Regions from separate parts of the Homo sapiens genome. Here regions 1 and 2 are each linked to region 3. The links are chromatin loops, found by intact Hi-C in ENCODE. Cell type or tissue: dorsolateral prefrontal cortex. All regions are shown on one strand. Each heading gives the region's core, and the rest is flanking DNA. Links, peaks and the distances in the headings are about the cores only.

Region 1 (4,120 bases), core at 787-3,286, 320 kb before region 3:
AGAAGCCTTGCTGTCCACAGCTCCCTCCTGATTGCCCACGAGGGTGCTTCACTTTCTCCTCTTGGCTTCTCTGGGGACCCGCGATCACTGCCTTCAAGGCCATGCACTCCCTGGCCCGTGGGCCTCTTGGGCTGTGCCGCCTCCACTGGCATCTGAAGTGTGGGGTACCTAGGAACATGCCGTGGCTGCCGTCTCCCTCATTCCATACACTTCTTGAGTGGGTGCACTTGCTGAAGCCTCAGTTATCTGTGAGGATTCTGAGCTCCAGACCCACAGAATCTCTCTGTACTCTTAGTAAATGTGTCTACTGCAACACACGCATGGTTCCAGGCTCTGGGACCACCCCCCCGCCCTGCACAGGCCCCTCAAATAGCACTCGGCTTAAGGAGTGACACGAGCAATCGGTGAAGTCTGAAACCCGGAGCCATTCGAGATCTCCCTCTCTCGCCTCTTATTTCTAGAATTCAGCCCCTCAGCCTTCCCAGTGCCTGTGACTCCGTGGTGGTCCTCACTTCTTAGTCCCTGGACTGTTGAGCCTGTTCTTCCAGCTGGTCTCCAAAGCAACCCTGTGCTTCTCCATATGCCTGCCAGAGTGCTAAAAACATGTCTGTCATTCCTTTGTTGTCACCTGTGAAAAACTTTTATTTATTTGAGACAGGGTCTCTCTCTCTCTCTCTCGTCCAGGCTGGAGTTCAGTGGTGCAATCATAGCTCACTGTAGCCTTGAAGTCCTGGGCTCAAGCCTCAGCCTCCAAGTAGCTGGCACTGCAGGCACACACTACCACGCCTGGCTAATTTTTAAAAGTTTTTTGTAGAGACAGGGTCTCACTGTGTTGCCCAGGCAGTTCTCAAACTCCTGGGCTCAAGCAGTCCTCTTGCCTCAGCCTCCCAAAGTGCTGGGATTCCACGCATGAGCCATCTGCACCCGGCCATATGAAAAGCTAAAATTCCTTAGTGTGGCCACCAAGACCCTCCATGGTCTGCTACCTCAGCTGAACCCTCCTCCCCCGTGACCTACATTCCCACCTGGCCCAACCACCCTCCCTCACAACAGGTGGCGAGTCCAGCTTTCCCCAGCCTGCCTCCCTCTCATGCTGACCTGGCCTTGTCAGTTCAATTACACTTCCTTCCGTCCCTCACTACCACACTAAACCTCCTGAAGGCACCCAGAATTATTCCTAGCACATAGCAACTGCTCTTTGACTGTTGTTTGATCAATGAAGTAATAAAAAGAGAGCTGCTCTCTTTTCCTGCGAGATGGAGAATTTTAGTCCCAAGCGCCATCTGCCAGGCTGGCTAACCCAGGGCCGTGGCGGACAGTCCACAAAGAGTTCACTCTGACCCGGCCCCTGTGTGTCATTTTCCAGGATCTCCCTCTACACCTGGCGCCTCGCCTGCTGCCTGCTGGGACATGGCCTGGCCTGCTCAGCTGACCTGCTGCCACTTCTAGGCAGCCGTCATGTCACTTTGCTACAACTTCAAGCTAAGACAGGCAATGTTTTGGGAGATGAATCTGTTTTCTGACTGGCCAGGGATGTGCTGCAGTCCCCTCCCAGGCGCAGACTGGATACCTTCCAAGTACAACCTTGAAATGGAGCTCTGGGTAATTAATGCTGTCTCAGTAGTGTTATTAGTAATTGGTCTGCAGTGTATACCGAGAGCATGTGTCAAATATTCAGAAAAGCGTTTGTGGGTGGTCAGGGAGTTGTTTGAGACGGTGTCCTGCATTGAACAGACCTGCCTTTACGCTGGAGGATCCCTCAACAGCTCTGCCTGAAAACAGCCATGCATGCACAGGAGGAAAGGAACTTGATAGCCTTGTGGCCAGTTCTGTGGCCGCTTTATCAAACTAAAGCTTTTGCAAATGGCCATGCTTTAAAATTAGGAATTTCAGAACCCAGGGAAAGGTCGATTGGTGGCTAATGCCAATTCTAATGAAAAGTGGATTGGTTGTCACAAATGTAGACTAGCATCCTAAAGGCAAATAGGCGGCGACTCACAGGCTGACTGAAACACGTGTTCTCCGGGAAGCAGGGCCCCGAGTCTTCTCTGACACCCTCATTGCTGCACCTGCCCCTGTGCCCGCGGAGTCCATGCGGTGCAGCCTGGCACAAATGCAGCAGTCGCTGGGCGTCCCGAGGCCACATGGAGAACCTCCCGGCTGGCGGACTGCTCCCAGCTGCGACCATCGGGCCCTTGGCCTCTGCGAAGCCGGGGCCATTTATAAGATGACACTGAGGGAACTTTGGATTCAATTCTGAGGCATTCTTCGAGATGGACACTTGTAAATGAATGCAGGCGGTTTCCGGTGCCCCCTGGCGACGGTGCAGCCTTTCCCCCATCCGCGCTCCCTCCAGCTCCAGCCGTGCGCAGCCGGCCCCGGCCAAGTGGGGCTGCCGCCGAGTGCGCCCCCTCCCGGGACGCCCACCCTCGTGCCGGGGGGCGGTGCTGCGGCGGCGCGGGGCGGGCCGCGGGGGCGGGGACGCTGGGCGCAGGAGGCGCGGCCGGGAGCGCCGCGCGCCGGGAGCGGGGCGGCGGGCGCCGGGGCTGGCATGGCGTGGCCCTGTATCAGCCGCCTGTGCTGCCTGGCGCGGCGCTGGAACCAGCTGGACCGCTCCGACGTGGCGGTGCCGCTCACTCTGCACGGCTACTCGGACCTCGACAGCGAGGAGCCGGGCACGGGCGGCGCCGCCTCGCGCAGGGGCCAGCCTCCCGCGGGCGCCCGGGATTCCGGCCGGGACGTGCCGCTCACTCAGTACCAGCGGGACTTCGGCTTGTGGACCACGCCCGCCGGGCCCAAGGATCCGCCGCCGGGGCGCGGACCGGGGGCGGGCGGCCGCAGGGGCAAATCCTCCGCGCAGTCCTCCGCGCCACCTGCGCCCGGCGCCCGCGGGGTCTACGTGCTGCCCATCGGCGACGCGGACGCGGCTGCAGCAGTGACCACGTCGTACAGGTATGGGCTGGGTAGGGACCGCAACGAGTCCCCACCCTGTGGTGGGAGGACGCGGAGGCCCGGAGCCAGAGGGATGGGGTGGGCGGCAGAGCGGAGGCGCCTGGAGCCCGGATCCCACGCGACCTCGGAGCTGCCGGCGGCCTCAGAGGTCACCCCCGTTTGGTCCGTGGGCACTGCAGGCGGCGCCTTCGCTGCTCCATGCCCGGACTCAGTGCTCGAGCACCCCCGTGCCGGGAGCGCACCGCTGCCCTCGCAGCCGCCCTCCTGGGGGCAGCCGTCAGAATGGCCTGCCTTCAGCCGAGTTGGAACCGGCCTCCCTTTAACTCCCACCGCCGGGCCTAGCCGTGCGAGGGGTGCGCGCAGGCCATGTCCCCCAGCTCTCTCCGGTCACTGCCTAGTGTGCGGGCGTTGGTGGTGAGGACCGAGCGCAGGGTCCCGTGTGGGTGAGCCCTTCAGAGTCCCACTGTGACAGGGGCTTTCAGGGAGAACGGGTCCGCGGGCCCTCCCCACCTCCCAGCCCAGCTCTGCTCCTGGACAGCCGAGGGCTTTCTCCCTTTTTTCCTCTTACCACAAAAGTAATTCATACTGTAGAAAAATGGGAAAGTACAGAAATTACAACAAAATACGTATCTCCTTGATCCCTCCCCAGACGAGTTCTTTCTACTCCGTAATGTGCATTTGGTGCATATGCACTGATATATTTTTACGTGGTTAGATTCTTACTGTACACTTTTTTCACCAGTTGTAGAAGTCTGTCCGTGTTACTACATGTTCTGCAACATGAATTTTAATAAACGTGCAGTATTTTATCCTATGGATATGCCTTTATATCTTCAAGTTTTATTTATCTACTTCCTTACCATTGACTATTTAGGGTGTTTCTAATGTGGGACTATTAAAAGCACTACTTTTCCTTTGATGCAGCTATTTCACTACTAGGAATTTTCCCTACAGGTATCCTACAAGGTAGGGTGGGAGCTCAGGAGCGTAAGATAGGTGGAGACATTGTACAACAAACCCCTTGTCCTGCTGATGTAGGGAACTGGTTAATTATAGCACAGCCATGAAATGGGATACTGAAACCCAGCGGATCTTAAATATACGCATACCAAAAAAGCAAGGTGCCCAGCAGCACGTAGGCTATTTGTGTTTTAAAAAGGGGTATTAA
Region 2 (4,120 bases), core at 787-3,286, 74 kb before region 3:
TGAGACATGTGATGGCTTAGAGAGAATCCAGTTACCTACAGTTCTTCATCATCGAGATGACCCTTGTATACTTCAGACTCAACTTGTCTAAATGTAAACCCATCATCTCCTTCCTCAAACTTGCTCTGCCTCCTGCACCTTCAGTAAAGGATATCACCATCTGTCCAATGCCCAAAGTAGAAACTTGGATGTTTTCCTTGATTTCTCCGTTTTTTCCTACCTTGTCCCTTGCTCCCCAGGTTGCATCATTTACCGAATCCCATCAGCTCTACCTTTTAAATATTTCTTGAATCCATTCACTTTCCTCCATCCCCTCAGCCCCTTCCCTATTTCAGAGCTCTGTCTTCTCTCATCTGTGGGCAGCAGGAAGCAGCTTTCTGATTTCCTCACCTCTTGTCTTACCTCACTTCAAGCCATCCTCCACACCATAGCCAGGGTAGATCTTAAGTGTACATCTGATTGTCACTGGCTTTCTTAAAGACCAGCGTCCTACACTGCCCTCCAGTTCATGCCCAGGGTCCTGTGGCTCACATATTCCTTCAGGAACAGGCTCTGGGACCTCTCCAGTTTTACCTGTTGGCCACCCCAACCTCCATGCCACAATCAGCTTCCTTTAGATCTCTGAATGCCTCTTGCTCCCTCTTCCCTCTAAGCATTTTCTTTTTTTCACGTTGGTCCCTTTGTTTAGAATGCTTAACACTCTCCTATGTCTTTCAGCTTTCAACTTAGATGTAACTTCCTCCATGAAAGCTTTCTCTGGCTTCCTCGAGTCTAGGTCAGGTTCCCCTGTTACAGGCTCCCGGAGCATCCAGTATGCCCTCCATCACAGCCCTCACTCTGCATCATCTCTGCCGCCTAAGTCCCCAAAGAGACGATGAGACGCTTGAAGGTGGGGCTGTGACCGTCTCAGTGTTACGTCTCCAGCAATTACTGTATATATGGCTGGTACTCAATAAGTATTTGTCTATAATTGAGAGTCCACAATGAATGATTGCCCTCAGAAAGATTTGGTAGCAAATAGATTACGATTAAAAGAATTTTTAAAGGCATTTTTTTCCAACTTCATCTCTCTTCTTCTTTGCAGTTCGATCCTGCAAATGCTGTAAAGTTTTGACAATGAACGCATGTATGGGATAGCCTGGTATGATAGAAACAACTCCAGGCTTGGAATTCTAACAATGGCCAACATTTGTTGAACTCTCTATAATATGCCAGGCTATGTGCCAAACCCATTACATGCATTAACTTCTTTAGTCCTCCTAATAGCTCTGTGGGATAGCTACTCATCTTCATTCAACAGAGAGGAAATAGAGAGAGGCACAGGGAATCAGACCTCAGCTCAAATCCCTGCTCTGCCACTTACTGGCTGCATGACTTGGGTGAACAATCTCTCCCTCATTTCCTGAGCTATAAAATAGAGGTACTACTCGCTGATTCCTTGATTTGCAAATTTTAAGTTTTCTTATACCCCGTACATATCACACATGCATATTACATGGTGGCTTTTCATAGGTTAATTTCGAAGGCCACCGATACATTGCTGTGTATCAGTGGACAAATGACCTGCCACATGGTTTTGTTCCAGCCTGCCAGCCATTAGTTCAGCTTTAGCAGTGATCCTGTATGTGTGTTCAATTATTTAAATAATTGACTGTACCTTGCCCTCATTATATTATAAAAATGTGTGTAATGGAAATAAAATTCTGATACTAGTGATTATTAGAATAACTAACAATTATTGAGCACTGTGTCAGCGATGAAACTCTTGTCCCTCAGCTTCAAACTTGTCTCCCACTCTTCTATATTTGGCTGTGTGATGCAGGGGCTGGAACTCTGCAAACTGCATTTTTCCTTTGTCCCCTTCTTCCTGTTAGGCTCTATTAATAAAGGACCATTAGAGGGAGGTTGCAGGACTGGATGAGAAAGAAGGGACGTTTTCCCGTTGGCTTTCCATTTATTTCTGGTTGACTTCCTGTGCCTGTCACTATCATCCAGCAATGCTGCTTCTTCAGTCTAGCAGAAGCAGTTCAATCCAGCTTGCAGTTTTTCCAATTGGCAAAGCCAGCCTCATTGCATCTCTGAAGAGATGGCTGACAGCCAGCCGGTACCTCATCCTCAGAAGTCTGTGTCTCAGTCCCATGGGACTCCCCTCTGAGCTTCTAAGTCTTAATAACGGCAACCTCTTCCCTTTGTTCTCTCAGCCCTACAAGCTGCTTCCTGCAGTTTTTACCTCTGTGATAGCTTATTGTTCTCTTTTTGCTTTTTCAGTTACATCGTTCATTCTTTATTACCTAGCTAAGCATTCTCTGTGTTAAATTCTCACTGTTAAAACAACTCATCTGTTTTCCATCTCCTAACTGGACCCTGACATAAAGCATTTATCCAATTCACTTCATTCTAAGAATAATCCTAAGAATCTAACAATAATCCTAAGAAGTTGCTTATATCTATTTATCTATTGTAATTTAAAAAAATTTGTCATTGTTATTATTATTATTTTACAGATAGGAAACTAAAGGATACAGTGGTTAGGCAACTTGCCCAAGTTTACACAGCGAGAAAGTGGCAGAGCTTGGCTTTAAATCTACGCAGGCTAGTTCCAGGGCCCTTCATCTTAAACGTTAAGCCAGTGGTTCTCAAACTTAAGTGAGCATTACAATCACCTGGATGGTTTCTTTCTTTTCTTTCTTTTTATTTATTTATTTTTTTGAGATGGAGTTTCCCTCTGTTGCCCAGGCTGGAGCGCAGTGGCATGATCTCAGCTCACGCCAACCTCTGCCTCCCAGGTTCAAGCAATTCTCCCGCTTCAGCCTCCCTAGTAGCTGGGATTACAGGCGCCTGCCACCATGCCCGGCTAATTTTCGTATTTTTAGTAGAGATGGGGTTTCACCATGTTGGCCAGGCTGGTCTCGAACTCCCGACCTCAGGTGATCTGCCCGCCTTGGCTTCCCAAAGTGCTGGGATTACAGGCATGAGCCACCGCGCCCGGCCTGGATGGTTTCTTAAAACCTGAGTTTCTGGGTTTCATCCCCAGAGTTTCTGATTCAGTGGGGCTGGAGTAGGGCCTGCCCGAGAATTTGCATTTTTAACAAGTTCTCAGGTGATGCTCCTCTCAGGACCCAATTTGAGGACTGTACCACTGGGCTATAGATGTCAGGTTTAATGTAAGTAAGACAAAGATGGAAACAATTAAGCGGGCTTGACGTTGTGACTATCCTATCCTCAATTTAAGCCCATTGGACTTAAATCTGCCAAGTGTATATTATAAAGGAAAAAAAGTAAATGTTGAATTGAAGAGTTTGTCAGCCCTATGAGCTAGGTACTATTACCATCAATCTTATCTTACAAATGAGAAAACTGAGACACATGAAGTTTAATAACTTGTCCAAGATCACACAACTAGTAAATGATAAAGATGAGATTCAAACTCAGGCAGGCAGTCTGACTCCGAGTACCTTCTCTTAGCCATTGCACTATACTAATTCTCATAGGAGTGATAAATAGCAGTGTATCTCTGGGGAAAAAGAACACAACTTTTTTTTTATTTTTAGAGATGGGGTCTCATTTTGACACCAAGGATGGCACTCAGTGGCGTGATCATAGCTCACTGCTACCTCAAACTCATGGGCTCAAGGGATGCTGTCACCTCAGCCTCCTGAGTAGCTAGGACTACAGGTGCCTGCCACTGGGCCTGACTAATATTTTTATTTTTTGTAGAAATGGAGACTCGCTTTGTTGCTCAGGCTGGTCTCCAACTCCTGGGCTCAAGTGATCCTCCTGCCTTGGCCTCCCAAAGTGCTGGGATTACAGGTGTGAGCCACCACACCCAGCAGGATACAATTTATAATACTAGGATTGTCCTGGGAAAGGTTGCTGGTTCCCTCTGTGGACCAGCTTTACCAGGAGAGGGTCAATCAATGCATCCTTCACTGGGGACCTTCCAGGCAGCCCAATTCAATAGCACTCTGCAAATTGTGTCTGCAGTTGTGAGTGCAATCCTGCCCTTCGGCAGGCACAGTGGACCGCTGGAGTGTTACAGAGAGATCCTTCTCTAGACGGAATTAGGTAGCTCTCCTTTGATACTAGTAGCACTCATAAATTTAACACAATTGAGACAAAG
Region 3 (4,120 bases), core at 830-3,329:
GAAAAACTACCTATCAGGTACTATGCTTATGTATGATTTCATCATACGGATGATGAAATAATCTGTACACCAAACCCCCACAACACACAATTTACCTATATAACAAATCTGCACATGCTGAACCTAAAAGTTAAAATAAATAGCACTTTAAAACAATTTAAACATATACTGTGCCTTGATCAACTATACTTCCAATATTTTTGCTATTTTTGTTTCTGCTTCCTATTTTCTAAGTCCTTGAAATGCAGATGATAAAGATTTTCTCTGATATAAAAGGTCCCTACCCTGTCTTCTGCAAAATTGCTGCAATGAAATATTTTTATTGCCTTTTGTATTTCCGAGGTGCTGGGGGCAGAGTCAGACATTATAAGCTTTAGATTTAGGAGGAGAGAGAATTCTGACATCTGGAAAATTCTTCAGTGGTGAGAACCTGGGCTTGGAGTCAGGCAGAGATCTGGGTGTTAATCTTGACTCCACAATTTATTTACAGTGTAATCTCAGGCAGTTACTTAGCTATGCTAAGGCTCAGTTCTGATCTGTAACATGGGGGTAATAATACCTACCAACTGATAGAACTGTCTTGAGAGTTAAGTAATGAATGGAACGCTTAGCACAGTGTCTGGTACAAGCTAAGTGCCCCACAAATGGAAGCTGTTGCCATTGCCACTTGGTTCGTTTATTGTTGCTCCATCTCTCACAATCAATCATTTTCCTTCTCTGGGGTTAAAACCAGTCTTTTCACTGTGTCTCAGGTTTTTGTGGCCTTATTTTCCCAAATCCTTCTCAAGGCACTTTCTCATCTTCATTTTATAGTTTGGACAACTGAACCAACCAACCAGCCACCATGACCTCCTAATTGGGGTCTCATTGCCAGTTGATTCCCTGAGTCAGTCTGCTCCCTGCTGGAATGGTCTTGGGTTGACTCCTGATGACAGTAGTGTGAGCCTGGAGGCTACTCTGTGAACACATTTCTCCCCGTACCCTTCATTTACCAAACTTTAACCCTCTTGTCCTATCATCATCTTTCCCATTTTTGTTTTATTTTGTTTTGTTTTTTCTTCAGACAGACTTTTGTTCTTGTTGCCCAGGCTGGAGTGCAATGGTGCGATCTCGGCTCACTGCAACCTCTGCCTCCCAGGTTCAAGAGATTCTCCTGCCTCAGCCTCCTGAGTAGATGGGATTACAGGCATGTGCCACCACCCCTGGCTAAGTTTGTATTTTTAATAGAGACGGGGTTCCTCCATGTTGGTCAGGCTGGTCTCAAACTCCCAACCTCAGGTGATCTGCCTGCCTCGACCTCCCAAAGTGCTGGGATTACAGGTGTGAGCCACCGTGCCCAGCCCATCTTTCTCTTCTAACCTTGCCCATCCTCTAAACTGGTGTTAACAACAGGAAATTTTAGAACACACCAAAAGCAAATGTCAGTCTCCATTTGATTTGGGAATGGTAGCTGGAACCTTCATTGAAAGAGAACTTTGGGGACAGAGGAAATTTGCCTCTTCATTTAACTGCCTCTTAAGTTTTCAGACATGAACCTGATCTATACCAAACATTACTCTGACATGTGTGATGTGGGGAAAGGGGAGCAGAGGCTCCAGCCCAAGGACAGCTTTGCTGAAACAATATGCTCACTCTGTCCCCTAGTATAAGATCTGTGGACAGTGAGCAGTCATTAAGGTGCAATTATCTGCTCTGTTTTTAACAATCTGAAAATAAACTGGTTATGCCTGATTGTTGCATGCAATTCATTGGCAAACACTTCCATATGTCTGCAACAAAGTGGCACGTCTCAGACTTCAGATTGACATTTGTCATGGCTTTGGGGTTAGTATTTTGCCAAATGTAGCTGAACTTACAATGTGGTAATGATGCCACCACTCGGCAGCTCCGTGGTGCTGAATTATAAGACAGGTCTCATTACCCTAGCCAAGCCCATCAGCTAGATGATTGTGTTAGTTCTCAATTGCTGCATAACAAATTACCCCCAAACTGAAAACTTTAAAATAACAAACACTTACTATCTAACAGGCTCTGAGTGTCAGAATGTAGGAGTGGTTTAGCTGGGTGCTTCTGGCTCAGGGTCTCTTATGAAGTTGCAGTAAAGCTCTTGGCTGGGGCTGCAGTAATCTCAAAGTTCATTATGAGATTCAAGCTCACACTTACTGTACTGTTGGCAGGCATCAGATCCTTGCTGGCTGCTGGTTGGGAGCCTCAGTTTCTTGCCATATGGGCATCTCTATATCAGCTGACCTCCCCCAGAGCAAATGACCTAAGAAAGACTGAGAGAGCAATCAGGATGCAAGCTGGTAGTGCCTTTTATAGCCTAATTTCAGAAGTGATGTATCATCACTTCTGCTGTAATCTGTTGGTCATAGAGACCAATTCTAGAACAGCATGGAGGGAACTACACAGATGTGAATACCAGGAAGCAGGGATCACTGGGGCCATCGTGGATGCTCACTACCACAATGATTTAGACTGAGTTACCTAGCTTGCCCATTCATTCACTCATCCATTCACTCATTTTTTTTTTTTTTGAGATGGAGTTTCGCTCTTGTTGCCCAGGCTGGAGTGCAATGCTGCGACGTTGGCTCACTGCACCCTCTGCCTCTTAGATTCAAGTGATTCTCCTGCCTCAGCCTCCCGAGTAGCTAGGATTACAGGTGCCTGCCACCACACCTTGCTAATTTTTTTATTTTCTTTTTTATTTTTAGTAGAGACTGGGTTTCACCTTGTTGGCCAGGCTGATCTCGAACTCCTGACCTCAGGTGATCCACCTGCCTCGACCTCCCAAAGTGCTGGGATTGCAGGCGTGAGCCACTGCACCCAGCTCACTCGCTCATTTAATCAATGTTTATAGATGCCCACAAGCTCCAGGTACTATTCTTGGTGCTGAGGATCCACTGGAGAAAAAGGGCTGTTCCTGCCATCAGGGGCCTTACGGTAAATTACAATGAAGCATGAAAAGGGCCGTTGTGGGGGAAATTCAGGGTTATGAGAATGTGTGCAAAGTTAGGAATGGCTTCCTGGAGAAAAGGGCAAAGTGACATGGTAAATTACTCACAGTGCCTTAAAGGGTAAGTGGATTGGGGTGGTAGCATGGGAAATTGAGAATAGAATATTATGGGGAGATCCAGGCAGCAGGCAGGGACCCAGGAAATTTAGCCAGCAGGAGGAGAGCCTTTCGTAGGTCAGGACCAAGGAACGAGGTGCCAGCCCTGGGGGTCAGGAGGTAAGATCACGGCTAGTCCAGTCCTCCTAGCAGCCTCTCAATCACCCAACAGGTTACTGGGTCAGGAGAGCAAGCATTGCAGATAAGACGAGGGGAGCTTCGGAGTGGAGGCTGAGGCCTGGTTCCCGGAAGTGAAGAAAGGGTCATAAGGGAATGAATTCAGGGAGGCCGGTGCTTTTTTCTAAGCATTGCCCTGAAACACCTAGATCCCCTCCGAAAGAGGACCACATAGATTAGTGCTGGTGGCTGTGCCTCAGCTGTGGGGAAGGTGGTTTAGGGACAGGAACCAGGGCTGACACCTGAAGAGAAAGTTGCAGAGCAGCAAAGTTTGTCTTTGGTGCCATTGCCCAGATCCTGTCCTGCCAGCTTGGTGCTCTCATGGTGCCTCCAGGTTCCCTGGCCCACCCCTTCACCCTTATCCCGGCACTGTTCTGCTGTCCATACCGTCAGGGCCAGCCCATTGCCTAGGCTTTGTCCAGCCACACCCATCCCCACTCTGCTGACCTGTAAGGAACAGCCCTGCCACAAACTTTACGGCCGTGGTCCAGCCTCAAGAACGGAGGATGCGGAACTCACTGTACCAGGCTCCTAGGCACAGAAAACCAACCGAACAAACAAAGACTGTTATGGAAAAGTAGAGGCTGGGAGTTGGCTGGTCTGACTATTTGTGGCTCTTGGTTGGATTCACTATCTGAGGGCTCAGTCTTTGCTACTGTAACCTATTTGTTACCACCTATGGGCAGAATCGAAGTTCTGTAGTCTGTGTTAGATCAGTCTAATTTTGCGGGAAAATTGGCGACTTTGGCCATCTGGGAAACGGTTGCTGCCTCTCCGCCTTGTGTCAGCACACCTATGGAACCTTCATCATGGAGCCCAGGGGATCAATGG

The links. Peaks named below come from ENCODE experiments on the same cell type or tissue, not always from the same donor. Only the 100,000 strongest peaks of a DNase experiment are listed, where the experiment ranks them.
Region 1: a loop joins it to region 3, with 3 times the contacts of the local background. A loop is called at or near these places in 2 of 110 quality-filtered maps.
Region 2: a loop joins it to region 3, with 2.1 times the contacts of the local background. A loop is called at or near these places in 10 of 110 quality-filtered maps.

What each region holds. Positions count from the first base shown.
Region 1 is chr3:183,823,979-183,828,098 of GRCh38, reverse strand. It overlaps MAP6D1 (MAP6 domain containing 1), which reads left to right and starts at 2,522. Exons shown (of 3, transcript NM_024871.4): 1 at 2,522-2,952. The coding sequence starts at 2,552. It also overlaps a transcript of PARL not described here. RefSeq lists silencers at 2,315-2,664, 2,725-2,794, 2,815-2,944. In dorsolateral prefrontal cortex, for the core only: CTCF peaks have their summits at 2,104 and 2,305 (motif pointing left); DNase peaks (open chromatin) are centred at 2,078, 2,328, 3,054 and 3,194; H3K4me3 peaks cover 1,546 bases; H3K27ac peaks cover 2,500 bases.
Region 2 is chr3:183,574,666-183,578,785 of GRCh38, reverse strand. No RefSeq gene overlaps it. Among named protein-coding and RNA genes, the nearest start is that of KLHL6, 21 kb to the right of the region's middle. In dorsolateral prefrontal cortex, for the core only: no CTCF peak of the experiment used is centred there; a DNase peak (open chromatin) is centred at 2,090; H3K27ac peaks cover 909 bases.
Region 3 is chr3:183,500,720-183,504,839 of GRCh38, reverse strand. All of the region lies in intron 3 of KLHL6 (kelch like family member 6), which reads left to right. Among named protein-coding and RNA genes, the nearest start is that of KLHL6-AS1, 46 kb to the left of the region's middle. In dorsolateral prefrontal cortex, for the core only: CTCF peaks have their summits at 906 and 1,831; a DNase peak (open chromatin) is centred at 1,879.